3 separate regions of the Mus musculus genome follow, and all the other regions are linked to region 2. The links are chromatin loops, found by intact Hi-C in ENCODE. Cell type or tissue: left cerebral cortex. All regions are shown on one strand. Each heading gives the region's core, and the rest is flanking DNA. Links, peaks and the distances in the headings are about the cores only. Region 1 holds the start of Spata4 (spermatogenesis associated 4). Region 2 holds the start of Spcs3 (signal peptidase complex subunit 3 homolog (S. cerevisiae)). Region 3 holds the start of Wdr17 (WD repeat domain 17).

Evidence for each region. A loop is a pair of places that touch in the nucleus more often than their neighbours do. Peaks named below come from ENCODE experiments on the same cell type or tissue, not always from the same donor. Only the 100,000 strongest peaks of a DNase experiment are listed, where the experiment ranks them.
Region 1: it touches region 2 in a loop (2.8-fold over the local background); 6 of 42 quality-filtered maps call a loop at or near these places.
Region 3: a loop joins it to region 2, with 8 times the contacts of the local background. A loop is called at or near these places in 4 of 42 quality-filtered maps.

Annotation. Positions count from the first base shown.
Region 1 is chr8:54,595,350-54,605,808 of GRCm38, reverse strand. It overlaps Spata4 (spermatogenesis associated 4), which reads right to left and starts at 5,028. Exons shown (of 6, transcript NM_133711.4): 1 at 4,794-5,028; 2 at 3,878-4,007; 3 at 3,379-3,497; 4 at 3,049-3,269. The coding sequence starts at 5,008. Gm46039 (a long non-coding RNA gene) reads right to left here and starts at 8,678. Exons shown (of 3, transcript XR_001778557.2): 1 at 8,386-8,678; 2 at 7,314-7,420; 3 at 6,507-6,770. In left cerebral cortex, for the core only: no CTCF peak of the experiment used is centred there; DNase peaks (open chromatin) are centred at 5,019, 8,227 and 8,683; H3K4me3 peaks cover 565 bases; H3K27ac peaks cover 1,748 bases.
Region 2 is chr8:54,522,317-54,532,775 of GRCm38, reverse strand. It overlaps Spcs3 (signal peptidase complex subunit 3 homolog (S. cerevisiae)), which reads left to right and starts at 2,778. Exons shown (of 5, transcript NM_029701.1): 1 at 2,778-3,013; 2 at 4,361-4,434; 3 at 6,249-6,325; 4 at 7,720-7,835; 5 at 9,381-10,459. The coding sequence starts at 2,871. The coding sequence ends at 9,513. In left cerebral cortex, for the core only: a CTCF peak has its summit at 8,173 (motif pointing left); DNase peaks (open chromatin) are centred at 2,719, 3,266 and 4,501; H3K4me3 peaks cover 2,776 bases; H3K27ac peaks cover 1,927 bases.
Region 3 is chr8:54,718,250-54,728,708 of GRCm38, reverse strand. Wdr17 (WD repeat domain 17) reads left to right here and starts at 4,341. Exons shown (of 30, transcript NM_001372370.1): 1 at 4,341-4,421. In left cerebral cortex, for the core only: no CTCF peak of the experiment used is centred there; DNase peaks (open chromatin) are centred at 3,496 and 4,199; H3K4me3 peaks cover 1,354 bases; H3K27ac peaks cover 1,380 bases.

The DNA of each region.
Region 1 (10,459 bases), core at 978-8,977, 73 kb before region 2:
GTAATTTTTTGATGAGCAAAGGAGTAACTGTATTTTAAAATATTACTTTAAAGGTAGTATCTTTATGTTTCTGTAATTTTTAAAATGTTGTTGCTTGTATTTGTTTATTTGAATGTGTGTGTGTGTGTGTGTGTGTGTGTGTGTGCTGGGATAGGGGGATGGGAGTGGGGGAGGGTGGTCCTGAGTATCCTGGAAATCAGAGAAAGGCTTGCAGGAGTCCACTCTCTCCTTGTGGATGAGGTCATCCTGCTTTGTGGCACACTTCCTTTCCCACTGAGACTTCTAGGTGGCCCCTTCTGTTTTAGTATAGTTTTATTCAAGATCTTACATAAAAAGATAAGCCATAAGTATAATTTCTTCTAACAATCTTTTGGGAGAATAGATGCACCTAAAGCATCGCTACACAGCTCAACATAAGTCACACCGTGCCAGCCCTGCACTGCTGCCCAGGGTCCTACGAGGACACTGACAACAGGAAGGTACGTTTACCTAGTTCTGTCGTTCATGTAAAGAAATCATACAGCATCTCTTTTGTTTTGCAGATGTGTATTTGTTTTCGTGACAAAATTATTTTCATGTTTTTCAAATCTATTTTAAAACGTATCCTATGAGTTGTACACCTGAGCATTTTCTCTTAACCCCTAAGGGCCCTTTCCATCCTTGTAGCTTATCTTACAGGAAGTTTTCCCACTTACCACTCACACTCTCAGAGAGAAAACAAACAAGCCTACCCAGCCAGCAGCAGCATTCCTATAACTATAACAATCTCTATCAACTGCTTTGGGGATAGATTAAAAAAAATAAATAAATAAAAAACCAACAACTTCTATAATCAAAAGTACCAAAAAATGAAGAGTAGTCCAGTAAAATGGTTCAGCAGGTTAAAAGGTTCAGATGGAAGAAGAGAACAGATTTCACAGAGTTTTCCTCTACCATGTGTGGTGTGGTCTACACACAACCGCAAACACACATTCTCTCTCACACACACACACAGATGGGAGCCATTTTGTCTGCTTCTGTGAAAGCCTACCTGTCAAGCAGTCAAGTCAGGCCAGAGTCTACTGCAGATTACCTGGCCTGATGATACATGGAACCGTAAGAGGGGTTATACTTGAAGCTCAAGGTGAGGGGCTTGTTCATCTTGGAGGCTTCAGTCTTGTTAATCATGGAGGAAGGAACAAGGAGGACTAGGGAGGCCTCTGGATGGGTACAGATATCAAATGTATGTCAGCCCCGTTACTGCAAAGTATAGAAAGCCCGAGAGAACCTGGGGGCTGCCATAGTACTGACTGAGCAGCCTTCCCAATTTCTAACCTGTGTCTCTGAGTCTTCTGTCTTTCCTATATACATAGTGAGAAAGTAAGTCTTTCTCACTTCCCCCTCAGAGGACTGTTTGACTTTGTACCAGCTGACCAGTACAATACACACACACACAAAAAAAAACATATTCACTCACACTCACAAAATGAAAAAATACAAATCACCATAGGAGACTTGAGTATTGATTATTTAAAGAGGGAGAAAAATGATCATGGCTATATGAAGGTATGTTCAAAAGGAAACAATATAAAGGGTCTGGTTGCTCGTTTTAAAAGTAACCAGGCTGGTATGTGGAGACTCATGTCTTATGCTCCTAGCTTTTGTTTTTATTTGGTGGTTTTGTCTTTTTTAATTTGCCTGCTCTTAAGAGAGAGAGAAGGAAGGTATGGAGCTGAGAGTTAGAAGGGGAGGGAGGATCTGGGAGGAGGTGGGGAAAAACTGCAATCAGGATATATTGTATGCAAAGAGCCATTTTCAAAAAGAAAAATGGGAGGGAAGACAAGGAGGAACTAAGGAGTGTTGAAAGGAGAACTGTAACAGAACATGTTGTAAGAAAAAATATTTTTCAATAAAAGAAAAAAGATGAAAGACATTCTGGAAAACAACAACAAAATTAAAGAAACTCACTTAGGGGAAAAAAAAAAGTATTGTATAAGGCATGGAGATCTAACTAAATGGTCGGGGACTTGACTACAATATATAAGGCCCCAAACTCAATCGCTCATACAACACATGCACAATATGCAAAAACAAGTGTGTCTATGTGTGGCTAAAATTGAGATAGCATGATAGTACCATAGCTTAATTCCATTTTAATCCAGGAAGCTTTCAACCAAAGCAGGAAGACGTTGGTTTCCATGGGGAGAGGATGTGGTGAGCTCAATCAAGAAGTGGGAGGGGTTGGTAATACTCCTTTTCTTAAACTCTTTCCAGATGCACAAGTGCCTAACACCATTATCAGTTTTTAAAATTGCTCACGTATTATATAAAATGGATATGTGTGACACATTTTGCAGCAAAATTGTAATGTTTAAAACAGTCACATTTTGAATATAAAATTCTGCAAAAGGATTGATGCCTCATATTCTTTGTTTGCACACAAATTCGTGAATAAGGCCAGAGACCATAACAAGTCAAAGAAGAGAAACAATATAATATAGGAGTCTGGAAAATGAACACAGTAAGGGTAGACACAATCCACACCACACTCACTTTTGGGCTATCCAAATAGCCCTAATGTGAAGAAGAATTCAAAGAGTAGCCTTCCATTTTCTAGATACCAGAGAGAAAATGACTCTTTCCTTCAGAAAATATAGTTCAAAGGAAAGAACATTCTAATGACACACATGTTTCTTGGATAGTTGATATGCTACAGAAATGTTCAGTTTTCTATGTGTGAAATAAGGGCAAATATATGATAAACATAAAAAAATAGGCCAGAATGGAGCTAATGATGAAGACAGAACAGCACTTTCACTTACTATCCTACCTGCCTGGGACAATGGATAAGCAATATGACAAGAGTTTAAAATGACTTAAGATGACTCTGGGCAAGCCTTTGGAAACCTGCCCTTCCATCCGCAAATCAACAAACATACTGTCGATAAAAAAGAAAGCCATCCACTCCAGTGATCATAAATCTTTTTACTGCATGGTTTTCTCTCATTTCAGCTTAGGAGCAGCCTTGGTGATTTCAGAAGCACTCACCTGTCTCCAGGGAAGGCTTACCTGGATTCAGTTTTCTGCTTAATTTTCTTTGCAGCATTTGCAAAAGGATGAGGAATTCTATCTTGAGTTCATTGCTGAGTACATTAGGATTGCTTAGTAGTTCCGACAACCTAATGTTATTCTTAATAGATTTTGATACTGTATTCCTAGGAACCAGGGGCAAACGCATTTGGTAAATATAGTCTGTGAAATTAGCGAGATCATCCTGGATACTTCTAATTCTGAAAATAAGAAACAAAATATTGTTGGCAAACTATGTCTTAGTAGTGAGCCTTATGTCATCAAAAGTTTACGTTAAATTGTGCTGTTGGAAAATTTCAAACTACTTACTCTTGATGTGTTAGTAAAGTGTAAATCTCCTGTATCAGTATTTCAGGTACCCCAGCCTTACAGTGAATTGTTCCATGGATTAGTTCTTTAGGTAGTTTAAACTTCTTTTTCGCTAGAAACTTTAATAATAGAAAGAAAGTATTTCATCATCAGAAGTTCTAGAAAAATAATCAAGTATTATGAATTTACTTTAACTAACTTTTCATTTGAACTACATTTTCTATGTTATCAACATTCACTATTTCTTCAAGAAAGCCACTATTATATACCACTCTAATTGTCATATACTAAATTTTATAGTTTATTTATAGTTTTGTATATAATGAACAACTAGAATTTGACTAATCAGTTATTTCCTAGACTTGACATAGAGTCTCTCTCTCTCTCTCTCTCTCTCTCTCTCTCTCTCTCCTGTCTTTCTGTTTTTCTCTCAGACAGAGATGTAGTGTACTATCTAAAACAAGCTTCACAGGAAACTCTTGTCAATTTTGTGTCTTACCTTCTCTATCTGTGCCCAGTTATCCAACTTGACTTTTAAGGAGGTTCCATTTTCAAAGGATGATAATCGAAGGTCCCAGGGATAATAAATACAGAATATCTCTGCAACTAGGTAGCCATTTGAAAAATCCCTGATACATAACAATAAGGAAATGGAAAAAGTGTAATTGAGATAATTATATAATAGCTAATAAACCATATTGACAAACTATCTGGAAAAACTTGTGTTGGTTCATTTCTCTGAGAAGGTTTCTCAATAGGAAAGAAAGCAGTTAGCTAAAGTGTCCTTTAATGAATCCTCCTAATTATTAGATTTAACAATGTTGCCAAGTGATTAAAACGCTTATTGAAAGTTTCACAGATGCTTGAAAAACCCAATACTGGCATTAATCGTTTTCCTGCAAAAGATCTATGGTATTCATTTTTATGGAATTTTGTTCACATTCTATAGTAACAGCCAGTTACATAGACCATCGTTTCCGTTAAACAGAAGCTTAAAAAAAAAAAAAAAAAAAAAAACCTCAGATAACTGGATACATGATACATTTTCAAAAAAAGGGTAAACTAGTCCTTATTACGATTAATACAAACAAAACAAAACAAAAACCTTGGTTTTTTGTGATTATCAAAGCATTCCGGAATAGCTTAACTCTACAGTGTAATGACCAGTTGAATGAAATCAATGAACACAACGGTCCACGTCTTTCTGGAACTTCCTATCTTGATATGTATGCCTTGTGGCATGCATGAGTGAGCAGGGAGTTGGATGGCGAGGCTGTCTCCGTGAGGAGGGAAAGCAAGGCCAAGGAGGCTGATTCCAGGCTTAGGGAGCCTGAACTGAGCGAGCGCAGGTGGCCTAGGGGAGGGTGACACCTGAGGAGGAGGGTGAATCACTGGGTCCTGTCTGGCTTTAGCACCTGGTGACATTCCTAGGGAAGAAGCTGAGATCTAGGCCCTGGAGCCAGCGCAGGACAGAACGACTCAGGCGGGAGCTCCTAGGCGGATGTGGATACACCAGACATTTCTTTGGCTTCTTTCCTGCGGGAACTGCTGGTGGTGTAGGTAAGGACGTCTTGGATGATTCTGCCGCCGGCAGTGGTAAACACTCCTCTGCCTGGCCGGCGGCAGCCATGGTGCTTTATGGGTTTCTATGGCAACAGATCAGCTGGGGGCTGATAAGGTCTGCTGGAATCGAGGCTTTAGCGTCGAAGGGCGGGGCTTCGGCCTCCAAGAAGGCTCTGTGTTAATGACATTTAGGATGTGACTCAATGTTTTGGAGTCAGTAATCTCTGGATCCATGAACGTTAACAGTCTGAGGAACTAAAGTTGAAGACAGAGCTTCAAGTATAAATTGTTGGCTTCACTTGCACTGTGTTGGCAAATCTTTCTTTCTGTATCCCAGTTCACACATTTTATAGTGTGTGTATTTTGGTCTGCCAGCTAAAGGCCATTGTTCAATAAAGAATTTTGAAGAGAAATGTGAAAAAGCTCTAGAAGACAGTGAAAATTGTTTTTTTTTTTGGGGGGGGGGAGGTGGATGAGAGTAGGAGATAGACCTGGAAACCACAAAAATTTTGTTTTAAGAAGAAAACAAACCTTTAAAATTCATCATACCTATTTCCATAATGATTATGTAAAATGTACATTAGTCACATATTTTAAAGCTATTTATAGATTACATTCATATACTTCAAGATGTCCTGAGATGTATAATTTCATTCAACAAGTATTTATTGAGTATTTCTTCTGTGCCTGTAACTGATGCAGATATTTCTATCCATTAATGAGTGATTCAGAAAATGAAACTTATTACAATGTGGTGATAGGCAATTACAAATTAGATTGCTATGCAGGAAGATAATATCAATCTCTTAAAATCTCTATAGCAAGAATATATTCAGTGTTGAATATGAATACGTATCCCACATATAAAACATGGGCTGGATCTTGGTGGTGCTATGTAATATATTATTGAGTGTTTTCTTGTATATTTGATCATTTATAAGGTAGACTAATGTGACTTTGTATAAGGTTAAAATGAGGCCAGGGGAGACAGATGATTAAGGCGCTTGCTACTAAACTTCAGTTTGTTCAATAGGAGACTGAGAAAACCAACTCCTCAAGTTGCCTTTGACAACACACGAACACATGGCACATAATTGCCCATATAAACACACACACTAAAAAGTGTCATTCTTAAAGAGTAGGCATGAAAGAGAGAGAAGAAGTAGTATGTTTTCTCTTTGTCCAGTGATATATGTCTTATCAATGACTCATTCTTTTAATGACTGTTTTTTAAGAAACTGTCTTAAGGTATGAAATAGACCATCACCGTCAACTGTTGTAGTTCCTACTTTCATCGGACCAATACCCATGTGTGATCCTCTAGATAACACTGATGTAGGCTTTACCACTGTGGGAACTCCTTTGGACGTACAGATACATTTATATAAGTGAAAAATTCACCTACACTGACAAGTGCTGCCATGCTAGTATTCTGTGTGTGTGTGTGTGTGTGTGTGTGTGTGTGTGTGCAGAGTTTTAAAGCCTAAAATCCCAAAAATCTGTGCCAAGTTCTTCCACCAACCAAGATTTAGGAATAAGGGATTTCCTTGGGAACTTGTCTTGTGTACACTTACCTCTCTCCCATTGGTTGGGGTATTTACCTGTGCCAGGTAGCTTGCCTTGTCTAACATTCATGTCTTAAGTTGCTAGGCAGGGTGTCAGTTATCCACATACATGACTCTTTCTACCAAGTAGGATGTCAGTTCCCAGGGAGGTCTTGGGAACTTAAACTTTACTTGACCGTTTCTCAAAATGTAAGTCTTAATCCAAATAGTTTTTTATATTAGTGCAGGTGTCTCTTTTACACTGGAGTCCATCCCAGGGTCAGCCTATTAAAACAAATTCAATAAAAGCTTACATATAGGTGCAGGAAGTGCTGCTGGGGGCTTGGTTTGGGTTCAACCTTATTGTGGGTAACTCCACAAAGCAGTTCTGCCTTCTATCATGATTGGTTTCTAAGAGCACAGAACATAACAGACTATGTAATCAACTTGGGCATGAGAAAGTAACAGCAGAAACAACATATGAAAAAGTTTCCTTATAATATTAATAACAGTACAAAATGGCAGGCTAGACAGGTGACAGTTACCTAAGCCTTAACATTTCATCTAGGCCTTGATATTTTTACATACATACATACATATATATATAATTAAATATATAATAAATAATATATATGTGTGTATATTTGTGTGTGTGTATGTGCAAGTGGGCTGTGCTACTATGCAGGCATAAAACCTGGGCTGTTGAGTGAGATTTGAGAGCATCAGCAATGGAGCCGCTCTCTACCTGTCTCTGTACTTGTTCCGGAACAGGTAACAAGGACACAGAACAGGACACAGGACCACCCGTACTGTCATGTAGCGTAGTACCTGGAGTTCTTCTTCATGCTAATGAGGTATCTAGATAGCCTTAGCCTTCAGCCTGTGACCTTCTTGGATCTTCCCACGTCCTTCCTCCAAAAGTATGCATGGTTCACCTGGAATAAAGTGTATGTGTCCACATCTACCCCCAATAAGGCAATATGAACAAGCAAGTATTGTTTCTGAGATCTGGTTCATTAAAGATCGCCACAGGAAATGCCTTCGCCTAGATGAGCTATGACATTAGGACTCAGGAAGAAGGTCTTTCCTCTTCTTCCCCCACTCTGATACTTGGCACTTGCTCCCTACTGGACTGGATCCTGCTCATCCGAGGGTCTGCTTTAACCCTGCCTTACAGATGCTCCAAGGGGAAATGTGGACTGGGGACAACCTTTCCCAACTTTCCTCTCCAGGCAGCACACCAGTGGTGCCTGGGTATCCAGAAAGGAGACCAGGAACCACAACATTAGTCCCAGACCTCACTTTCCCCTTCCGGCATTGCAAGCAGTGGCAGGGAAATGCAGGCAGCAGACTCTGCCTCTCTCCTCCCTGAACTGGTGAATTATTGGTGGCACCCAACACTGCTGGTGAAGAGAGGCAGAATGCTGTACCTTGTACGTATGCGTGTGTGTATGTGTGTGTGTGTGTGTGTGTGTGTGTGTGTAGGTCCCATAATGGAACAAGGAACAGGTGATTTGGAAATCTAGAAATATTTTCAGAAGAATTGACCTTTGAATCTTTGCATTGGATTTTAGAAGGTACTAATATTCTGGTAGATTAAGACACAGTTTCAGAACCTGGAGAGCTAGGGAAGAGGAAAATAGTTCAGGGGTTAAAAGCATATAACTGCTTTTGCAAAGGACTGAATTTAGTTCTCAGAGCTATTTCAGGCAGCTCACAGTCACTACAATATCAGCTCTGGGGAAACCAGATGTCTGGCCTCTATAGAGAGAGCCTGCACTTAAATGTACATTTCTATACACACATAAACATGTAACTAAAATACTATTTTAAGAGGAGCTTTAAGAAAAACTGGTTCTTCTAATTAGCTGTGTGACTTTGAGCAAGTTATTTAACCTACCATATTTGTCCATTGATGTGTTAGACGTGCGGCTCCAGACAGACCACACCAGGCCAAAAGGTTCCACGTGAGGTTTATTGTAGGAGAGAAGGGCAAAGGTGGGGGCGAATAAAGGGGAGAAGAGGGAGAGAGAGAGAGAGAGAGAGAGAGAGAGAGAGAGAGAGAGAGAGAGAGAGAGAGAGAGAGAGCGCTCAGAGGGGTCTTCCTTTTATATGGAAAATGACTTAGCTGCAGGAAAAGGTGGGAGATGAGCCAAGTGGATTCTATGAATATGGTGGCTGTTGCCTTGGCAACAGGTGTGTGGGTTGCTGTCACCTAGGTGTGATGTCACTGGATTCAGAGCCAATCCTGATACCAGCATCCATTATGCAAATAAGATAAAATTCAGGAGGTTTAAAAAATAAAGATAAAAGTCAAATATATAGTGCTTAAAGCAACAGAGGAAGCAGGTAGTTATTTATCCTCAGTGAAAATTCTTATTTCTATGACTCTGGAAATGTGTTTCATAATAGGAGAAAGGCCAGTTTCATATGGAATGAGGAATACAGGTATATGACTTTTTGTACTTTCCCCTTTCATCTCTCTAGCCTCTCAGTTGTCCTGCCTTGAACCATTCCCATATCTGCGCTCTCAGGTTGATTGCTTCCTTGTCTTTATTATCTTTACATACACATATCTCAAAAAATGATTATAAGTATATTCAAAGAAATTAAAAATGAAAATAAGCTCCCAAATGTAAGGTAGAATAAGGTAGAAAAGACCAGTGGTTAGGTACTGATTTATTGACTTCATTAATGGTTTGCTTAAAGCACGGCCTGGGCTGCCTGTTGGCTGAGCAAGACTTCACTTGTAGTCTGCAACAGAACGACCTGGAGAAATAGCTGAGACAACGGGTCATTGCCTTTAACAACCTGCTGACTGTCATGTAGGCTTGGTGTGTGTATCCACGAATGTGTATATATACCTGAAATAAAGATTTTCCCCTTGGCTAACTCACCTATCTCTTACTAGCTGCATCCTCTTTATTGGGCTAAATTTAGTGTTTTGTCTTAAATACAAGTAATATAATTCTCTCTCCCCTCCCCATCCCCCCCTGCTGAGTTTGCTTTTCTTAGTGGTGCATATACTGTAAGTGTTGCAGCTCTGAAGGGAAAGGTATCCTAGCAACTGGGAACCAAGGAAAACCGATACAAATTCACTCTACACAACAAACTTCACACAAGGGATTAATTGGGAGGGAAAATCCCAAGAGGATGGCTGCCTCTGCTCTAGTGAGAAGACAGCAAGGGGTTGAATAATCGAGAGGAACTTATGTAGATTTTTTTGTTTTTCAAGACAAGGTTTCTCTGTATAGCCCTGGCTGTCCTGGAACTCACTTTGTAGACCATGCTGGCCTCGAACTCAGAAATCCGCCTGCCTCTGCCTCCTGAGTGCTGGGATTAAAGGCGTGTGTCACCACACCCGGCTAGATTTTTTTTTTAATTCTTTTTTTTTAATTAGGTATTTTCCTCGTTTACATTTCCAATGCTATCCCAAAAGTCCCCCATACCCACCCACCCCCAATCCCCTACCCACCCACTCCCCCTTTTTGGCCCTGGCGTTCCCCTGTACTGGGGCATATAAAGTTTGCAAGTCCAAAGGGCCTCTCTTTCCAGTGATGGCTGACTAGGCCATCTTTTGATACATATGCAGCTAGAGACAAGAGCTCCGGGCTACTGGTTAGTTCATATTATTGTTCCACATATAGGGTTGCAGTTCCCTTTAGCTCCTTGGGTACTTTCTCTAGCTCCTCCATTGGGGGCCGTGTGACCCATCCAATAGCTGACTGTGATCATCCACTTATGTGTTTGCTAGGCCCCGGCATAGTCTCACAAGAGACAGCTATATCAGGGTCCTTTCAGCAAAATCTTGCTAGGGTATGCAATGGTGTCAGCGTTTGGAAGCCGGGACTCTTCGGCGGGCAGTCTGCAGGTGAGACATTAGATTTTTTTTTAAGGGGTGGAGTTTTCCGCCTTTTCCCTACATGGGTCAGGAATGGAAGTCAGTCCCTGCTGTAAAGAGCCACTTGGGGAGG
Region 2 (10,459 bases), core at 817-8,816:
AAGGATTATTATGGTTTACTAAAATAGTGGGTATTGATCCATCTCTAATATCTATAACTCACTAGCACTGGGTAGTTAGCTAGCTTTCCAGTACCATAGCTTCCCTCCTGTTGAGAGGCTCTTAAACCCAATTAAAAGGCCAGTGGTTATGCTAAGCCAATCAGGCCACTACTACACCCCTTTAGGGTTATTGTGCCATGCCATGCAGTTCATTGATGTGGTTCATAGATGCCATTGCTTGGTAGGACTTTGGTTGCTTTTTCCTGTTGAAAGTCAACCAAGGGCACCAGTAATAGGTTGTATGCCTGGGGAAAACCCTGGCCAACAATTCAAAAAATGCTTTCTCATGTACTGGGTTTTGTGTTAAGTGGTCTTTGGATCCTAGAGGGAGCATTTTCAGCCCAGAGGAGAAAAGTTCATCAAATCTATATATGTATTTTTATACAATGAATTACATGCATAATAGATCATTTTAGGTAAATAGTTAACAGTATGATTTCCTTTGGCTTTTTTAGAAATCCTTTTTGTTTTTCTTGTCTTCCTCCCTTCTTGCATTTACCCCTTTTCCTTCCCTGGAGAAGTGACCTTTACCCTTCCCCTATCAGATCACTGTACTCTGCCTTTCCTCTTTAACATCCTCCCACCTTCTGTATACATCTCCCTCTCTCCCTAAGAACCCCTCTTCCCAGTTCCCTGATCAGATTACTTGTACCCTGCTAGCCCTCTCTCTATTGCTCCCCAACTCCCCAGCCTTTTAATGCTCCTATTTTGCTTTCTTGGTTTCTACAAGCTATGCATTTACATTGGAAAATTTGGAACTAGGAGCATCCAATGAGAAACAACAACAACAACAACAACAAAAACATGTGAAGTTTCTCTTTCAGAGTCTGGGTTACCTTCCTCGGTATGATGTTTTCTAGTTGCATCACTATGTGCAAAGTTCATGATTTCATTTTTCTCTACAGTATTCACAGACAGGTTTTCTATAATTGTTGAGGTATGGCCATTTGCTTGTATTGTAATGCTAAGTGTGGGTCCCCAAGACTTGGAGAAGAGGGAGTCTAAACCTAGTGAGCTGTGTGACCTTGCCCCCAAGTTATTTCATTGGTGAATAAAGATACTGACAGCCAATAGCTGGGCAGAAGAGACATAAGCAGGTTTTATGGTTCTCGGGCTCTGGGGGAGGGGGTGTTGTTGTTGTTGGGAGAAGCACAAGCAGAGAGAAGAGGAAAGGAGGAAGAGAAAGTTAACAAGGGTTAGGAGTCATGGCCCTGTGGGCTTGGAGTTACAAGCAGCCCACATGAAACATAGTAAGTAAAAACTCTGGGTTATTGATAGGAAAGTAGATTCTAATACCACAGAGGATGGATATCTGCCCAGCTTTTATGCTGCTTAGAGTTTAATATACATATAAAGGTTGTGTGTGTCTTTTTATCCAGGAACTGAATGATCAAAGGTGGGGTTAAGACCCCAATTGAGATTAAATATCTCCACAGCATCCAACAGGCCATTACTTTCCCAGGTACACTTCAGTCTTTTGTTTCACAGGTACTTCTTTACCTACTGGGAACAGATTATTGGGTGTGTCTTACATATACCTCTAAGTGTTCAGTATATTTCATAGCATGTATCCTGGCACTCATCATCTGTAACAAGAGGCATCCTTTCTCTAAGTTACTCTATAGTAATAATACTAGGTAGTGTGTGGGTTGATTTGTTCTGTCTCACCACATACATGGCTTCCTCATTTTGTCTCTAGCACTATGTAGCATCCCTCAGTATTTATACCTGTTTTATAATTTAAGCTGCTGCTTTGATTTTGATAACTTTACTCAGTTATAAACCTCAGTAGGGTTTATACAAAGTGATCAATATACTTTTGTGTCTCACTTGCAGCACAGTAACTATTTATTAAAACCTTCCTTCACTGAATACAGTGTGGCTACCCGAGAGATTGAATAACCAAGGTTTTAAACACATCTAAAGACCACTCTGACTATAACTGCTACATATTTCATTTATTGGCTCTATTCTATTTGAGCCAGGGTCTATTCTGTTACACTCTCCATTCGAGGCCTAGAATATGCACTAGGCAATTCTTAATGATCCTGCCTGTATGCTGTATGAAAATTAATTGCATGGTAATGACTGAGAGGAGTTTAATCAATATCAGTTTCTCATTAACACCGTTTCATGGTTTACAGCAGCTGTTGTACAACAACCTATTTTGGATAAGTGGAAATATTTGGGATTGTGGTATAAAACACGTAACTTAAGTAGAGGTTCGGTTCTCTGTTGAAAGCAAAGCAACAGGGATTTGACTAATTGTCTAGTGCGAAGGCTGCATACCAACACTGGTGTCCCTGACTGCTATTTAGGTGCCTGATTGATTTCATTTTTCCTCCTTTCCAAAAATGTCCAACTTTACCAGCTTTGATAGAGGTGAGCTGGGACCACGCGTTTTGAAAAGTGACTACCACAGAACAGTTAAGGGGCCGCTGTCCCTATAAACTTAACTGAAGGTCAACTCGCAAAATGCTACTTCCCTACCAAGCCACAGAGGCCATGGAACAACTGAGCAGTGGAGGAGGCGGGTCTCCCCCCACACCCCCGTGGCAAAGCCCAACCCCCGTGCTCTTTGATGATTGGCGGATTCACTGAAAGCACCGCCTTCCGGCGCGTGCACGGCCGCCCAGTGGGTGGGACCCAGAGGGTGTGGGAGCGTGCGCGCTCCCGTCGGAGGACCGGAAAGGGGGCGGGGCGGGACGTGCGCACCCGATGCGCGGGTGGGCGGGGACTGGTCGGCCGCGGGAAGCAGAGCCTGAAGTGCGAGTGTGGGAGCCGGGGCCCGGGAGGGAAAGGTCGCCACGATGAACACCGTCCTGTCGCGCGCGAACTCCCTGTTCGCCTTCTCGCTGAGCGTGATGGCGGCGCTCACCTTCGGCTGCTTCATCACCACCGCCTTCAAAGACAGGAGCGTCCCAGTGCGGCTGCACGTCTCGCGGATCATGCTGTGAGTGCGGCCGGCCGGCCGGCCCCGCCCGGGGCTGTGTGCGCGGTCCCCGAGGGCTTCGCCGCGGGCCGTCCACTCCGCGGACGCGCGTCCCGGGGCCCTCAGACCCCAGCCCTGCGCGGTCGTCTCCCGAGTGGCCTGGGTCAGCGCTCCCCTTCCTTCCTGTTCTGCACGTCCCTCACCCACCCGGGCCAATGAGGGAGCAACACAACAGCACACCCACACCCGCGCTTCCGCCCGGCGCCTCCCCGCCTGCAAGCGCGCGTGGGGACCTCAGCCAGTCCCCAGTCCCCCCTGGCCTGGGTGTCCATCCAGGCGCCTCGGTGGGTGGCTCTGGTGTCACGTCCAGCCCCAGTTGGTTCTCTTTGACAGTCCCTGAAGACGTCTGTCTGTCCCTCGTGGACACACTACTTGGCAGCTGCTGCCTTGAAGTTAGGATGTGCAGGATGCACAGGGGCGGTTTAAACATCCCAGTTTCTTGTTATTTTTAACGTCATTCTTTAGCCAGCAACCTGAATAAGTCTTAGGAGACATTAAAAATAGAATTTCGAAATGACTGTTCTTTTCCCGTACTGCCTGTTTTATTTATAGCATTTCCCTCCATTTTTCTGGCACTTTTATCTTTCACGCAGTGGTTTTAATTCCTGTATGCTCTGTGTGAACTGTCCTCTACAATCTGCCCGTTCTTTTAGCCTTGGTTTACTAATTTGTTTGTCAGAATCACCAGTAAGTGTCTCCTCTTACTACTGCTGCTGCTTTTGATTTTTCATTTTTATCCCCAACACTTTTTGTTAGGTACTATTGGTGATTTAAATAGACGTAGCTTAGATACCGGCCCTGCCATCACCTTCTGTGGTGACCTAGATAAACTTGAAACATATTAAACATTGTGATCTTAAACAGGTTTCTTGCAGTCGCAGGTGTTAACATTTGTTGTAAGTGAAGAAAGTCACTGGAAGGATTGTTGTATGGATTTCAGATAATTGTGGAAAGTGCATGTTGGCTCTGACATATGGCATGTGCTTATAATCAGGTGCTGCGTTCCAGATTATCTTGTGGCCTGCTCCGCATAAAGTATTTGTGTTTCCGTTTTTCTTTTTAGTTTTATTTTTTTCTCTTCCCTTGTGTTCTCTCAGGGCTCCTCGTTAGGCAGATGAAAACCACTGACTGCCTTCTCTTGTATTGAATTATAATATTTATTTTCAGACAAAAGCTTACTCTTAAGTTTACGATTTCGCTGTTAAACTTGGGTGTGACTTCTGCACACAAGGAGCCCTTCCTGTTTCAAGTTGTGTACGTTTAGTGTGATACTGTGAGGGATGGTAAAACTTTTATCTTTACTTCTAGAAAAAATGTAGAAGACTTCACGGGCCCTAGAGAAAGAAGTGACCTGGGATTCATCACATTTGATATAACAGCTGATATCCTTCAAGAAAGCCTGGCATTGCCTTTTCTGTACATTTGAAATGAGATGCGAGTGTAGGAGAAGGGGAAGAGGGAGTATGACTCCACCCCAGCCTGGGAGTCATGTGCGTATATCTTAAGTCTTCGTTTAAACAGCAAGTTGAAGGTAGGAAAGAAAAGATACAGTTAAATCATTTTGGTTAGAGAAGGAAAAACTCGCCAGAGCTCAGCCTGCCCAGAAATAGCCTGTTTTCAATCTCAAATAATCTCTCATCTCTTAGGAGAGAAAACAAACAAACACCTCCTATGTTTCAAAGGACGTTGCATCTGCAGTGGTTTGTTCAGAGGGCCACTGATGACAACTTATGTCAGCGTTTTATCACCTGTCTGTCTGGTCAGATGGAGCCTAATGAAGCTTCTTTGATCAGCCAGGATGAGTTATTTTCTCTTTATCTTGTGTCTCTGTCTTCACCAGATTGACGTCTCGGCAACCTTAGTCTCCTTTAGGGCCACAGGTTGTAATCCTGGCAGTGTATCATCATCATTATTATTATTAATCATTGGTTAAGGAGACTGTTGTATAAAGCAGCTGACCAAAGCATATGTCTGACTGGTTTACCAGCTGTTCTTCCTTAAACTATTTGCAGTTTTTAATTAAGCAAATTATTGGATTCAGGTATAAAGTAGGAATTAGTTTAAAATGTTCCTTTTGTGGAAATACAGATGCCATCAGAAAAATCTTAAAAATTTGTGTTTAAATTTTCATGCCCTTTTAAAATCTTAGATGAGAAGGATCTTAGGCAGAGATGGAAGTAGTATTTTGTATTCTAGAAAACCACATTAAGCCACTGGGAGTGTAACTCATTGGGTAGAGTTCTTGCCTAGTGTGCATCTACGAGTCCTGATTTCTATCCCCAGCACTGCATAAAACTGGCTTGTGGGGCATGCCTATAACCCCAGCACTCCAAAGGAAGGGGCCAGATTTGAGATTGGAAACTCCTTATTGTGTTTATACACTATCAGTCTTATAGTTTGTTCAGGATTTTCTTAATATCTCCTCATATTTGAAATTGTCCTTTTCGTTTGTAAAGAACTGCTGTAGACGTCTCTATTCTGAACAATAACTGGTAGTGGGTATACTTTAAAATTAGAGTGTGATAAGCCTATCAATATGTACATACATATACAATTAATAATTTATAGATAATATTTAATAGAAATTCTCATGTTAGCTCTTCTCAGTGTGGCTTAGTATTGTAATCTCTTCTAGTAGTACCTCTCCAAGATGAATGGGACCCTGTTGGTGTTTCTTTACTGCCACCGCAGTACCCCACACACTGAGACACTGTGATCAGGACTGATGTGTAGCCACATCAACTTGTATAGAGTGCTGTGCTTGGTTAACTGCTTGAGCTCAGTGCGCATATGCGTGTTAGCTACTTTGAATAGTGAGGGTTGGTTCTGCTTTGGAGCTCTTCCGAAACTGTTTTTCTCCGAAAGACTAAGTCCTCATTCTTTTGAACTCATTGGACAGAATTAAAGTTTCAGTTGCTTATGTTTACTTTTTTCAATAAGTAAGTCAGCTAGTTATGCTTACAGGAAGACCGGGATGGTAACCTACACACACACACACACACACCCCTTTGGAATGGGCTAGATTTTACAATATATGTATCCAGTATTTCTGTTTTTAATTAATGTTGGTACATTCGTGGTCTGCCTGTTCTGTTTTGTTTCAGTGTTCATGGAGCGATAGATGTTTTAAGAATAAGGTTTGTTAGAAAGTTGTGTGCTGCTGTCCAGTCTTTAGAGTCCTTAACTGTTGGCTTACATCTAGAGAATATATTTGATTGGAATGTTAAGCAGTTATTTCTTTATTTATCTGCAGAGTATTCAACAAAAAATAATGTAAGTACTTATCTAAATATATTACAATAGTTTCCTTTTAAACATTATTTCTTAGGAAAGAATGTAATTTCAAGAAATTACTTGTTGGACAATTAGTCCTCTCCTCAAGGGTTCCACGGATTGTACCCCACCCGCTGAGGTTGTCACTGACCCAAGAAGATACATTTTTATGTATTCAGAACATCTGACCTTCATAGCTTAGTTTAAAAACAAAAAACAAAAAACTCAAGCTACCAGAGAGAAGGCTGTAGTGAGGAAGCTTTCTGTCCTGCAGTAGCCTGTTTAAGCTCTGTGTGCCTTGTAGCTCTCTAGCATTAAGGGCCCAGAAAGGTGTGCACGCTGTGACAGCAGGCTATTTCTTGACTCCCTTAGCTTCTCTTATAGTGCTGATAATGAAAAGTATGGAGTGGCTTACTTAATATATCAAGTTGAGATACACACAAGTAAGACATCACTTCTATGTTGCTGCCAAAAGCAATTCTGTTTTTCATCATTGTAGGTAGGTGTGACGATTTGGATAAGTATGTCCCCCACAGCCTCCTGTGTTTGAATGCTTGGCTATAGGGAGTAGCACTGTTAGGAGGTGTGGTCCTGATGGAGTAGGTGTGGCCTGGTTACAGGAAGTGTGTCCCTATGGAGGTGGGGCTTTGAGGTCTCCTATGCTCAGACTCCACCCAGTGTGGAATCCTGTCTCCTCCTGCTGCCTTTAGATTAATGTGTAGAACTCTCAGCTCCTCTAGAACTGTGTCTGCCTTCAAGCTGACTAGCCTCTGAAACTATAAGGCAACCCCAGTGAAATGTTTTTCCGATAAGAGTTGCCTTGGTCATGGTGTTTCTTTACAGCAATGGAAACCCTAAGGCAGTAGGTAATTTGTAATTACAGGTGGGTCTATATTTTATATGACCTCTAGGCAGCATGTTAAACAACTTCATATACTAATTTTTGAATCATATATTTTATGCGAGATATTTCATTAGACATCGGGCATACTAGGGTGAATAAACTTAAAAATCAACAAAACATTTTAAAGACAGCAGAAAAAGCTCTCCTTCAAAATAAGAGTTTTGATCTCTGCCTTTAAAAATCATCAAAATATTTTAAAAATAGAAAATTTTATAATAAGAGTATCTGCTGTATATAAATACTATTGAGTGTATCCAAAATTTATGAGCATCAATGTTACTTTTGTGGTGGGTATATCAAATCGTTTTTATAATTCTGCTTTACCTCAGTAAAGCCAGTAAGATAACACTAGTTTGGGATTAAATTATTGCTTTGGTGAGTAATCAGTACACTTCCATGCAGTTGTTCAGCTCTTTGCTTATTACTTAGGCTTTGGTTTTGAAGTGAGAGTGTCCCTGATGAGTTATCTAATTACTTTCAATTGATACAGGCTCTGAACCAAGTTGTCCTTTGGGACAAAATTGTTTTGAGAGGTGATAATCCGAAGCTACTTTTGAAAGATATGAAGACAAAGTATTTCTTCTTTGACGATGGAAATGGCCTCAAGTGAGTGCTTCCTTGTTGTTTTTAACATTTTAAAGTAATATTGGTAAGAGACTGATGAAATGTGTTTTTATTTTAAAGAAAAAAATACTGTTCCTGGGGAAATAGTAGCATTGACCTGGCATGCACAGGATCTTGTTCAACTTCCAGGAGAGTTAAGAAGGGAAGGGGATAAAAATGTTAGTACAACAGTTTGGGAGAAAAGTGTTTGTGTATTTTGAACTCAACTGAAAGACTGAGGGGGCTGGAGAGATGGCTCAGCGGTTAAGAGCACTGACTGCTCTTCCAGAGGTCATGCAACCACATGGTGGCTGATAACCATCTATAATGGGATCTGATGCCCTCTCCTGGTGTGCTTGAAGACAGCTACAGTGTATTTATATAAATGAAATAAATAAATCTTAAAAGAAGAAGAAGAGGAGGAGGAGGAGGAGGAGGAAGAGGAAGACCGAGGAAAGAGAAAAATTGGCATTGGTCATAGTAATCAATTCTCTAATAATGCTAAATGCTGTAATCACAATAAAAGTCCACCGCTGTTACAGTTTGCTTTCTATTGCTATAATAAAGCACCAGGAAACAAGGCTTACAGGTTACAGTTTATCATTAGGGGAAGCCAAGGCGAGAACTGAGGCAGACACTGGAGAAATGCCTCTCGTTAACTTCCTCAGTTTGCTTTCGTCTACACCCCAGACTACCTGTCCAAGGATGGCACCACACACAGCAGGATAAATCCTTCACATCAGTCATCAGTTATTAATGCCCCGTAAGCTTGCCTGCCTGCCAGTCTAATGGGGCTCCTCACTTGCAGTTCCCTCTCCTGAGATCACTATATCCTGTGTCATTGACAGACAATTAACCCGTGCAATAGCTGTTACTATTGAATATACAGGGACACTCAGGGGGAGGGTGCTTTCTCATGTGTGGGAGGGGCGCCACTGTTACCTTATAGCTCTGCTTTCTGAACTCGAGTCAGGAGCCTGCATGAGGAGTCAGTGTGGTGGGTGGAGACCTGGGATTCTAATGTTGCTTCTTTAACTTATTCCCCTCTCCCCTCCCCTCCAAAAATTCAGTTTACTCTTTAGAAGAAGAGGAAATCAGAATGACTGATGATTGGGATCTCAGGCCATTTTGACCTTTGCTTTATAAGATTTGAACTAATCACACCTTTGGATGTGCAAATAACATGGATTTTGATAGATTTTGATCTGCTTCAGTTTGCACCTCTAAATAATGGCAAAATTAGATTTCACACTATTGCCTTTTGATTCCTAGCCTGAGTCTCGTTTTCTCCTTGTTGTGTTCTATTCATGTAAGCTTTTTTTATTGGTAAATAGCTGCAGGTGTGAATTTATGCTGGTCATCTAGGCTACCTGTGAATTTCATGTTGATGTCTTCTAGTGCTATCTGTGGATTTCATAAAAAAATTGTTATGTTTTGTCTATTAGAAACAGCTAGTTACAGATGAAGTGTATGGCCCAATAGCACTTGATTGAAATTTTCCTTAAATGACAAGTTCTGCTAACCTTTGCTTATTCCATCCTTTTGTAGGGGAAACAGGAATGTCACTCTGACGCTCTCCTGGAACGTTGTACCAAACGCTGGAATTCTACCTCTTGTGACAGGATCGGGACATGTGTCTGTGCCATTTCCAGATACATACGAAATAACCAAGAGTTACTAAATTATTCTGAATTTGAAGCATATTTTTATACATGTTGAATTGCATCTCATCTCTTCCCGGTTTCTTCATTGATTTTTTTTTTCTTTTTTTTTTTCCTTTTTTGTTTGGATGTAAGAAAAACTCACGTCAGAAGACGCAGTTGAAGTGAAAGGTTCTGAGCTGCTTAAGCTTAGCTTTGTAAACAGACAGAAAAAGCCTCCCAGAGGAGAGTAGTTATGAAGAACGAGGCAACTGCATAGGAAGAATCTATCAGCAGTGTAGGGTTGAAACACGTATTTATATTATCTTACGGAATACAAAATGATCATAAAGGGCTGTTAGACATTCAGGTGTCATAAGAATTCTGAATTGTATCCTTTGTGTTCATGCAAGGCAGTTGTGACTTACTCATGGGCATTCTCTTATATCTCTAAGTGTATACACTTAGAGATCCTAAGTGTAGATGACTGGAAACTAGATGAATGTGGTTCTTTGAAGTCTGGTTTACAAACGAGCAGAGTGGTATAATTGTATCCCATTTCTTTTACAAAGCCCAATCATGCTTGCTTTCCTTAGGTGAGTAGCAGCTTTCTCCAAATGAAGAGGAAGAACCTGTTTGTATGCTGAAAAATCTAGCAGGCTCATTTTAAAGTTTCAACCCAGCCAAATGTGTATCTTTCAGTCTTTTCAGAGTGTTTCTTTGTGTATTTCTTTAAAATTTTACCTTTGCCATGCAAAGTTGAAAATGTTTGCATGGATTTCCTCCTGAACTGAATTGGTCCCACTGAGCTTGCCTCTGTGGTTAAGTACAGTTTGCATAGCTCCATACTTTTACAGTTGGAACAGTAGGGACAGCTGTCAGTGCTTTTCCACCCACAGGTTTCTCTCCTGTGTTGAGTGTTGTCTTGAGTGATCCTAATGAGGTAGAGAGTACAAATGTTAGCTCTTTGCAGGTGAAGAAACTGAA
Region 3 (10,459 bases), core at 867-8,866, 200 kb before region 2:
GCTCTGTGTTCTGCAGTATCAAATACTTGCATATGATTTAGTTATTTATGTAAAATTTAAACAAGCACATCTCTCTCATTGGTGTATAAGTTTACTTTCATTTTTAATAAACACTAAAATATGTATCCCAAAAGAACTGCTTTAAATTAACAGCCTTTATGGTTTATTATCAAAATATGTATTCATGTTACATGAATTTGTGTGGTTTTGAATTTTTCTTTTAACTGTTTCTGATACCATCCTGATCCATAAGTTGTTTGTAAATGTGGAAAGACAATATTGATATGATAAAAATTTCGTCAAAAAATAATTTTTTGAAGACCATTTCTTACACTGTATCCACAGGTGTCCTTGAACCTACTGTGTTGGCCATGCTGGACTCAGACGAGCAATCTGCCACATTTTCCCAAGAGTTGGGATCACAAGTGTAAGGCACCACCATGGCATTCAAACCTCAAAAATTAATCTAAGAACTAGTTGGGAAATTCTTTTGAATAATAATAATTAGAAGAAGAGAACCCTAAGATGAAGTAAGATGCTTAGCAATTAAAGACTTAGACATATTTAGAAGTGGGATACTGCTGTTTTGTTACTCTATTCTGATAAAACATTGATCAAAATCAAATTGAGCAATAAAGGGTTTATTTTGTCTTATACTTCCATGTGACAGTCTATCATCCAGTGAAACAGAGACAGGAAGTGAAGCACAGACCATGGAGGAACAATCCTTATTGGCTTGGCTTGCTCTCAATGGCTTGCTCAGTTTGCTTTCTTACATTTCCGGGACCACCATCCCAGGAATGCCACTCCCCACAGTGTACTGGGCTCTCCCATTTTATCAGTCAAATAAATGCTGGATGGTGGTGGTTTGTGCCTCTGATCCCAGCCCTCAGGAGGCAAAAGCAGGTGAATCTCTGAGTTCAAGACCAGCCTGTTCTAAAAAGTAGTCAGGGCTACACAGAGAAACCCTGCCTCAAGAAGCCAAAAAAACAGCAAAACAAAATAAACAAACAAAAACAAAACAAACAAAAAATCAGAACGAAAATCTACATTATAAAATCCATTAGCTTTTTATTGTGCTATCATGAAAAATATAAAGCAATATGTGATTTTCACATTTCATAACGTATATTCAAGAGACTTTCTTTCTGGCAAGCATTCTCTGAACTGAAAATACTGTGCTGTGGCACCAGAGGCAATGCCCTGAGGCTTACTTTTGTAACATCTCTGCAAAGCACACCCAAAGGGAGTTAGCCAGACTCTGAACAAATTTTTTATGAAGGCCAGACTTTTGCTTATTGCTATGATTTTAGGATTAAGAAACTAGATGAAAAATTAGCTTCCTTTCAATCTGGTAACATTAAGAGACTTAAACCTTGAATTAAAAATCAGTGCTGGAAGCCCGTTTTAAAGGGGGTGGGGGGAGGCCGTATCTAGGGATCTGAAGTCTTCTGAAATATTTTCCACCAATTGCTCCATCTGGGATTCCCAGACACAGCAACCTCTTGCTTTGTTTTCATAGCAAAGCGGCTCCAGGTATACTTTCTGGAAGCAGATGTCTGAACCTTGCTTTTACCTTTTGTACTGTGTGAGCATATTTTATGTGCTTCTTAACGACGATGAACTCTGTGTACTTAAAATGGCAAGAACTAATAATGGCTCCGAAAATGTCATGCTGAATGACTGACACTGGTTTTTTTTTTTTTTTTTTTTTTTCCTGTTGAGATGGGAACATCACATCAAGTGTTAGCTGAATAAAAGACTGAAAAGCAGAGTGAAGCCATTCTTCCTTTAGAGATGACACCATATTGTTCCTCTGGATCTAACTATGGTTGTAGTTCTTTAAATCTTCTATGGAAAAAACTATGGAACCAAACCATCTGGTAATGGTGCCCGCTACCAAACCAGACCACTAGATTTCAGCTCTGGGGCTTCACATAGTGAAAGGAGAAACCAGCTCCCACACCTTGTCCTTTCCCATTCATATGTGTGCTGTGTAAGTGGTGTTTATAGACATAGACATGTATATGGACATATATTGATAATATTTTTATGCATCAGTATTTTTTCTTTAAAAGCTGAATGCACAGCTATGGACTGCTGGGTGTGGATGTCTCATTCTGTTATTTTCTTACATGGAGAGATCTTTTTTTTCTCTTTAGATCCATTATCAAGCACACATTTCTCTACTTTGAAGATAAGACAATTCCAAAAAATGTAATATATGTTTACATGAATGTCCCCTTAACATTCTTGTTTTCTTCATTACAGCCCAGGCAACCAACAACTTTCTTTTTTCCTCCCAATCAAGCATGCTGTTTATCTCTTTGCATCCTTATATACAACCTCCTAGATGCCATTCTTTAAGAAAAAGCTCAATTTTACTAGCTTCAATTGGATTCTCTTGGCCAGGAGAGGTTAATGTTTGACCTAAATCCTGAATTCTGTATTCCCCACATCTAGTTTTTCTATATTTCTAGTTTTATTTTTCCTTTCACAGTCTCTAGATCCTTTCCTATCTGTGGACAGCCACATTCACCTTCCACAAAAAAAGCAAGCAGGACATGATCTATTAAATTCATGATGTGCTTTCCCAGTACAGATCATGCTGCATAGATTGCCCATATTCTTTTCTATCTTATAAAATCCCATTTGTTTCTATTTCCTGAATAAAGTTAAAGAAAAAAAATTCTCTAAAAGTCCCTCTTCTGAAATCAACCCATAGTATCTTACATAACTACATTTAGAGTTCAGTACATAAAGCTATATGCATTAACACATGGATTTTCAAGATATTCTATGCTGTTTAATTTCCATTCATTCGTTCACCAAACATTTATTGGAGACCTGCTACTGTTAGTCATTTCAACATGGGATAGGGCAAACAGTTGTAAGAAATCGTCTTAGCTTTTAACAAATTTATTTTCCATAAGGAGAGTTAGTTTTAAGTAAATTTTGATTTACAAATATAGCATAAGTGATTCTAAGGAAACAGAGCCTCTAGAGAATATGTTGGAAGAAAACAGTAGCAGTATGCATTGTGAAGGTGAATAGGAAATATTTCCAGAGATTTTCTCTTGTAAGGGTAGATGATTGTTCAGAACTTGGCCTATGATTGAAGCTCCAAATATCATAAATGAACTACACTTTGTGGGATGAATTTCTCTGAAAAAAAAATTCACGGTTATGTAGAAGAGTCTACAGACTAATTTTGTTTGTAGAGAGTTGGCCAAAAGTCCATCGCCAAAATTATTTGGGACTACCTTACTCCCTGTAATAGTTGTTTATTGTTCTGTATCTGATATAACATGCCTTTCACTATTATGGCAAAGCTTTTCAAATATATTAACTTGGCAGACTGTTCTACTAACCACAGGCTAAGGATTGTCCTTAGACAGCATCTAGCAGATTTCCCAGGTTTATGTATCTTGCTTACCTGATGTATTATGACAATAGTTTGTTAACTACTTCCACGGTGGAACACACTATTTGGGGCAACTTGTATCCATGTTCCTTGTATTGTATCATGGTCTCTCAGAACATTGATTCTGAACATCTGCTTACTCCCTTTGGAGTGCATACTGTGCTTTTAATGGTCAGTTTCAAGTATACGAAGGCCAATTTCCTCTAATGTATTGACTAAAGGACCAAATTAAAGAAGCTACTTCAGAAATATAAACCCTAATTACATGACACTAGCATATGCTTTCCACCAGTGTCCACGGGGCAAATATGTTTTGCTCATGTTATGGACAGTTTTATTAATTGCTTGCAGCTGGACTAATCAAAACAATTTCATTCACAGATGTGGTTCATGCGGCTACTTGAACCAATGAAATATTAAGACGTGCAGGACAGCGAGCACTCTAGACTCACATTCCAAGCAATGCTTCAAGACTAATGTAGAAACCAGGTGATTTATTTCTTGTACATTCGATTCATTTTTATATAAGGTACAGCTTCGATGTAGCAAATTAGGCAGTGACAACGCTAGTGGGACGTATTCCTTCTGCTCCACCTTTTAAAATAATGTACATGCTTAGCTTGAAGCTTTGACTCAAAGCTTAGGAATCACATCTTCTGCACAGCAGCCGCGTTGCTAGGTAACCAACTCTCCGGGCCCTGTTTCCAGGGGTCACCAGGGACTTCCGCCTCCCTGTCCCATGTGCTCCAATCAGATACTAGGGTGCTTGTCACGTGCAATTCTGGGGCGGGATCCAGAGTGCTGTCCTCCCCAACCTGCACTGTGAAGGGTGGGCGGAACCCGACTCTGGCTCAGGGATGTTCAGGGCCGCCCCGCCCCTGAGAGCTGAGTGGGCGGCGAGGAGGGCGTGGCGGGTGCGCGGGCCAGGGCGGTCCCTTTGGCCGGTCCTGCTTCAGCACCTGCGGTTGTCCAGAGCTGCAACTGCTGTCTCCTTCAGGTAAGGCTCAAGTGGGGTTGCAGTGTAGGAGACTTTGCTCAGCGCCCAATCAAAGAGGATGATATTTGAATGAGTTGGCTTCACGTTGGTGACCAGCACTCTAAGGTCGCAGACTAGGACTCTGAGCCTCCTACAGTGCTGTGCAAGCCATGATGCCTGAGGAGCTAATCCCAGGAGTTTTGCAGCCACACACCTGAGTATTATAAGGCATAGTTAGAACTCAACATGTATGAGGATTCCCCCTGCGTGGAAGCTGGGGCTGTTTCTAAACACATTTTTGCTGTTATTTCTAAGCTTTTAAGTATATGGGTGTCTATAACCTAGAATGTTATTCCACCAATGGGCAAGACGTATTTGCATAGATTACTTTGTCCCTTTGAAATGGCTGTACCAAGAAAGCTTTTAAAAAGAAATGTTATAAGGGCAATACTAACCTGAGAAAAGATTGTTGTATATTAAGGAGATCATAAAAATTCTTTCTTGTTCTCTTACCGATGTATCCACATTTGTATGCAAGTATTCATAGGAGCAAAGTCTATGTTATTAAAAATGAATTAGAATACACAAAATACACTAAAAAGTTAGATCATATATCAATCACATGTCATCATTTATTTTATATAAATGTCTTTAACATAGATTTGAAGATATATTTCTAACTTACTCAGAACAAACTATCCTCCAAAGAATACTAAGAAATACGCACCCATTGTTTAAGAAATATGAAGTATTCAATTTAATAATATGATATTATAATTGCCAAATTTATCACTATCATATCATTTCTAGGTTACAATGATCACAAAACTAGTTAGATGCAAGGGAATTTATGAGGATTTAAAAACTTGAACTAAAAAATGATGAAAATATTCTATACATTTGCTGGTTCCTGTGTTCTCTTATCATTATTTTGAACGGGGAGAACTTAACACTGCAACAGTAGTGACTGAAACCTGTAAGTATTCCTTTATTCTGCAAGGTGCTGCAGCAACCAGAATGTGCCATGCCATGGTTATAGTTTTATGTTGGAAGACAGAAATCTGAGGCTGTCTGACGAACTTCAGTAACTCTGAAAACTTGTCAATTCAAGAAAATTTGGGAAACTTGCTTTAGTGGATTATTTATGGGTTAATGTAACAAGTGGTAGTTTTAGCACATTAAGAGTTCTTGGAAACTTTTCTAAATTGAAATTAACTAATAATCTATTTCAAAAGATACCCATAAAAGGAAAGTTTCTTTTTTAAAGTGAGGTCTACAAATGTGTATATAAAGACTAGTTGGATTTTTTTTTAATTTATGTTGATCTGGTATCTCCTTGTGTTGATTTTTAATAGATTGCTAAAGAAGCATAAACACTTCTGGGGAAATAGTATTTTTAGTTGCCTTTTAAAAACTTCATTCTCTTTAATTTTATAATTAAAATGTTATATCAGAATTCTAAAATCACACTATTTTTATTAGATATTTTCTTTATTTACATTTCAAATGCTATCCCCAAATCCTCCCTATACCCTCCCCCCACGCTGCTCCCCAACACACCCATTCCCCTTTCCTGGCCCTGACATTCCCCTGTACTGGGGCATAAGATCTTCGCAAGACCAATGGCCTCTTGCATCACATATAGAAATCTACAGATGAATTTAGCTTTGAAAATTAATTTTAAAAACTCATCTGCTCTAAGGAAAAGCTACTATATTTAGGCAGTTTTTCTTATTGTTTTCTGTAAATGACTTTAAAGTCCTTAGCCTGAGTAGAGATGGGCCAAGAAAGCTTTTATACTAATTCAGAGAAGAACATGACATTTTTTTAGGTTATTTTGTTATGTTTTGCTTATTTTATCTTGTGAGCCATAGAAGGCCAACAGTGGTTACTATGTCAGTATTAATAAAATTATAAAATTTCTAACTTAATCTAATTTTATTGTCTGAAACATTGTAATGAAGACCACACTGAATGCTCCATTAATCTGAAGGATTAACATTTTCCTCCCATAATCTAGATTTACTTGAGATTTGGTACATACAAGAAGAATAGCAGTAGTTAATATTATTTGAGTAACCCCTTTAGTCAGCCATTCACGGTGATGTCACGTCTACACATGGAAGACTGTAGCATTAGCCATGTGATTTCCAGTGTATTTTCATGGATGACTATCCTATGAAGAATATTTTGTTTTGAAATAAAACTTATTAGGAGATAGCGAAGGCTATCTTATTAGCTTCTTACGCCTTCTCCTTCATTTGTGTTAGAAGCACATTCAACTACTAGCAGCACTTCCGTGCCTAAGAGTGCTCATTGCCCTTTGATAATATCATGGCCGTTATTCTCCCACTGTTAATGAGACTGTACCTTTGAGATTTGAGAACAAGCAATTACATGTGAACGCCTAAAGAGAATTTTAGAAGTTCCCCCTAGAGAATCTGCTATAGAAACAAAACCTAGAGGAAAACTGATTTCTCATCTGACATTAGTTAAAAGTTCCAAGAAGGACTCACCTCTCCTTGGGCCCTGTGAAGATGCTAAATCTCTGTTAAAATCATGGTTAGTGCTGCGTGTGTGACATCAAGCGAGAACTCTCTAACACTGGATTTGAGAGCCCCAGAGACAGGTTTCCTAGCACAGTGTGTGAGCAATCACTCTTGAGTGCTGAAGGAACCGTGGATTGGAGCCCCTAGGGACCAAACTCCCCACCCATGAATCCTGCTGCAGGTGGGGAGGGGAACCCGTGCCTGATGGATTCCAGTCCACACTTGGCACTCTAGTTTTTGAACAACCCTCTGGGTTCTCTGGCTCCCGCGTATTTTGAGATAGAGGCAGATAGATATCCCCAGCTCTGGAAATAACAACTGAAAATTGAAAGAGGAGCAGAAAGTTTTAGAGTGGCCAGGGCGGAGGAAGAGAATCTGCAGATGTTGAGCGCCAGAAAGGTTTCAGAGTGCTCTTAATCTTCAGAGTCAATGGTACCTGGCCAGAGAATGAGAACTGTTAACGCTTGCACAGGTAATGACCTCCATGTCCCAGGCCTGCTTCAACTTACTACTTACTATAGACTTACTGCTTCCAATTGCCTACTGTCACAACCCCAGATGCCAACACTGACAGATCCAAAAACTCCTAGAGGCCAGTATTTGAAAAGCTTATTCACCTGAGACTTCCATCCATGTAGAGCAGAGAACCACAAGCAGCTGGTTAAGGACTTTTGCCAATATACATAGAAAGAAAATTTCATTATCATTTTTAGAAAGACTGAAGGGTAATTCACTTTTAAGATTTTTCTAGACTTTGCCAAAAAGCAAGGGCAAGGGACAATTCTGTTTTCAGAGTCACAGCTGGCTCTTGCCATGCAGTCACACAAATAGCTGTGTGACATAGCCTCCCTTTGCAATGATAAAGATACTGCTTTTATTACCTAACAAATACTAAAGGGGTGTGGTTTGTTAGGCTAGCTACAAATTCCTGGAATTCTGCATTCTAGTTTATAAAACCCAACAACACAGAAACGGGCAGTAATATGTCTTCAAAAGTAAGACATAGTTCGTCATTTGCTTTCTCAGGGTTGCCTGATAAGTGTAACGTTCAGGCGAACCCTGGCAGAAGAGTCATTAAATAAATCCTCGTGTGTTCATGAGGATGCTAGAACATTTAGTGCTGATTTTATATCAAATGCTCAGAAACGGGGGATTCAGAACAGAGTTCCTTAAGCAGTTTTCCATGTACTTCAGCTTACTGCTTACCTCTTTCACATTCTTGACACCCTAAGTTATGAACATTGTTAGTTTTCCTGAATGTCATGTATAATAAGGAACATGTCATACTATACATGCAGAAAAGCTGTAATTGGGAAGTAGAAAAAAATTATACAGAACACTCATGCTTAATGTGGTATAAAATAGCTTTTATTTTCTTATACAAATATCTGCACTGAAGTCTTAAAGCTTGTGTAGTTGCTTAATAGCAGTTCACATTTAATTCTCTACATATATATATATATATATATATATACATATTCAAGTAAATCTCAATGATAAGTGTAATTATGCAGTGTTTTGTTTTGAGATAGAAGCTCACACTGGCAGTGAGCATGGCCCACAGCTCACTCTGAAGCCCAGGCTGACCTGAAATTCATAGCAATCCTCTGACATGAGCTTCTGGTATGCTGGGTTTAGAGGCATAAAACACCCCACCCTTCTAACTAGTATTTTTTTGTTTGTTTGTTTGTTTTTTAAGGAATGGAAATATAACAAAGTATTTGAAGGAACCATTTCAGAATCTAAGATGCAAGGATCTGTAGAGCCCAGGTATTCTAAGGATGAGGAGCAAAGGCATTCAGATTGGCTCTCAAATTAGATATGGAAACTTGCTCTAGAAGGGCCAGGAAGCGGGAGTGGGTGGGTTGGTGAGCAGGGGGAGGGAGGATGGGATAGGAGGTTTGGGGAGGGGAAATCAGGAAAGGGGATAACATTTGAAATGTAAATAAAGAAAATATCTAATAATAAAAAAATAAAAAGGAACTGCTCAGGCTCTAGACCTCTAGCACCCTTCAGACCCTCTCAAGAGTTGCAAAGAGTACTCTCGCCATTGTTTTCTCCCTCATTGTGATGACTCCAGCACTAATTCAAGTATTTTGAATAGTTAAAGTTTAAATTACTTATTACATTGCAAAAATAAGAGTTGTATCTAACAAACAATGTATCATGCATTTGATCTCATCTTCTAAGACGTTTTACCTAAGACACTAGTCAAAAACTTCCTTTCTGCAATTATCGTAACTTGTGAATAAATACAAAGTTTTGCCTCCAAGTCTTTTGTGCTTGCAACTTGGTCCTTCAACCCAATATGTCCTTGGTTACAATTTTAAAGTGGAATGAGTTTAAAGTCTAGGCTTGTCACTTGCTTTGGTCCTAAACAGGCTCTATAACCCTCTTACTAAACTTCCCATCAGCTGCCTTGCCTTTCCTGAGAACTTAATAGACAATATATCAGCATATTTTTAAATCAGAATTTCTTAACAAGTTGCCCAGACACCTTGTGGTATTTGTTTATTTGATTGTTTGATTGATTTTAAAATAACTTAGGCTCAAGTGACTGGTGAGATAGAGACAGGAGGACCTCTGGGACTCACTGTCCTTCTGAACTCTAGCCTAAGCAGAAATTTGATGACGAGAGACTTTATCTCAGAAGAGATGTACCACAGTCCTGAAGATGACCACCAAGGCTGTCCTCTGGTATCCACATACATGCACATGTGTGCAGCTCCATACATATAAACACATATTTGCATAGTCACATTAAAAATATTTAGATGTAAGTTGAAAATAATGTATTCACATCTCTACCTCTTTGAATTGGTTTCTTGCTTTTCTGGTTGAAACCAAGTATTAGACCTCACACACAGCTCCTGAGTTTTGCTGATCCCATTGAAATTTACACGGGTTATTCTAAGTGGTTACTTTGTGAGCCCAAACCAAAGCCATTTAATAACCTTACTCTTTTCTACTCACCATCTAATCCAGGATTGCAAAGTAGGCTAATGCTACACTTATTGCAACCTATTTTTATCATCTAAGCTTTTAAGAACATCACGGATTGGCACACACTGAGAATGCTAGCACAAAATGTGTCAGAGCATCTAAATCATACGTCCAAGAATGCAAGAATGTAAGAGACTATTCCTTGTTCTTAAAAGATACTAGATGGATATTTTCTGATAACTTGCCTGTACTGTCGACCTTGGTCAATAAATCTCTAGCTTTGTTACACATATAAATCATGTGAGGGGATGCTGACATATCCCATTCACAGTGCTGACTCACTAGAATTAAACATCTGAGCCATATAACTTCATTTGTAGCCAGTTTCTAACTTAACTGTGCTGCCAGTCACCTGGGAAATGCATATGGTGATTAACTGATTTAGATAATTGTAAAATCCTCTTTATGTTTAATAAAATATCACCACAAGGATAATAGTTATTTGGAATTATAAATACTACAAATAAGATTTTATATTTGTGAGCCAAAGAATGATTAAAATTAGTA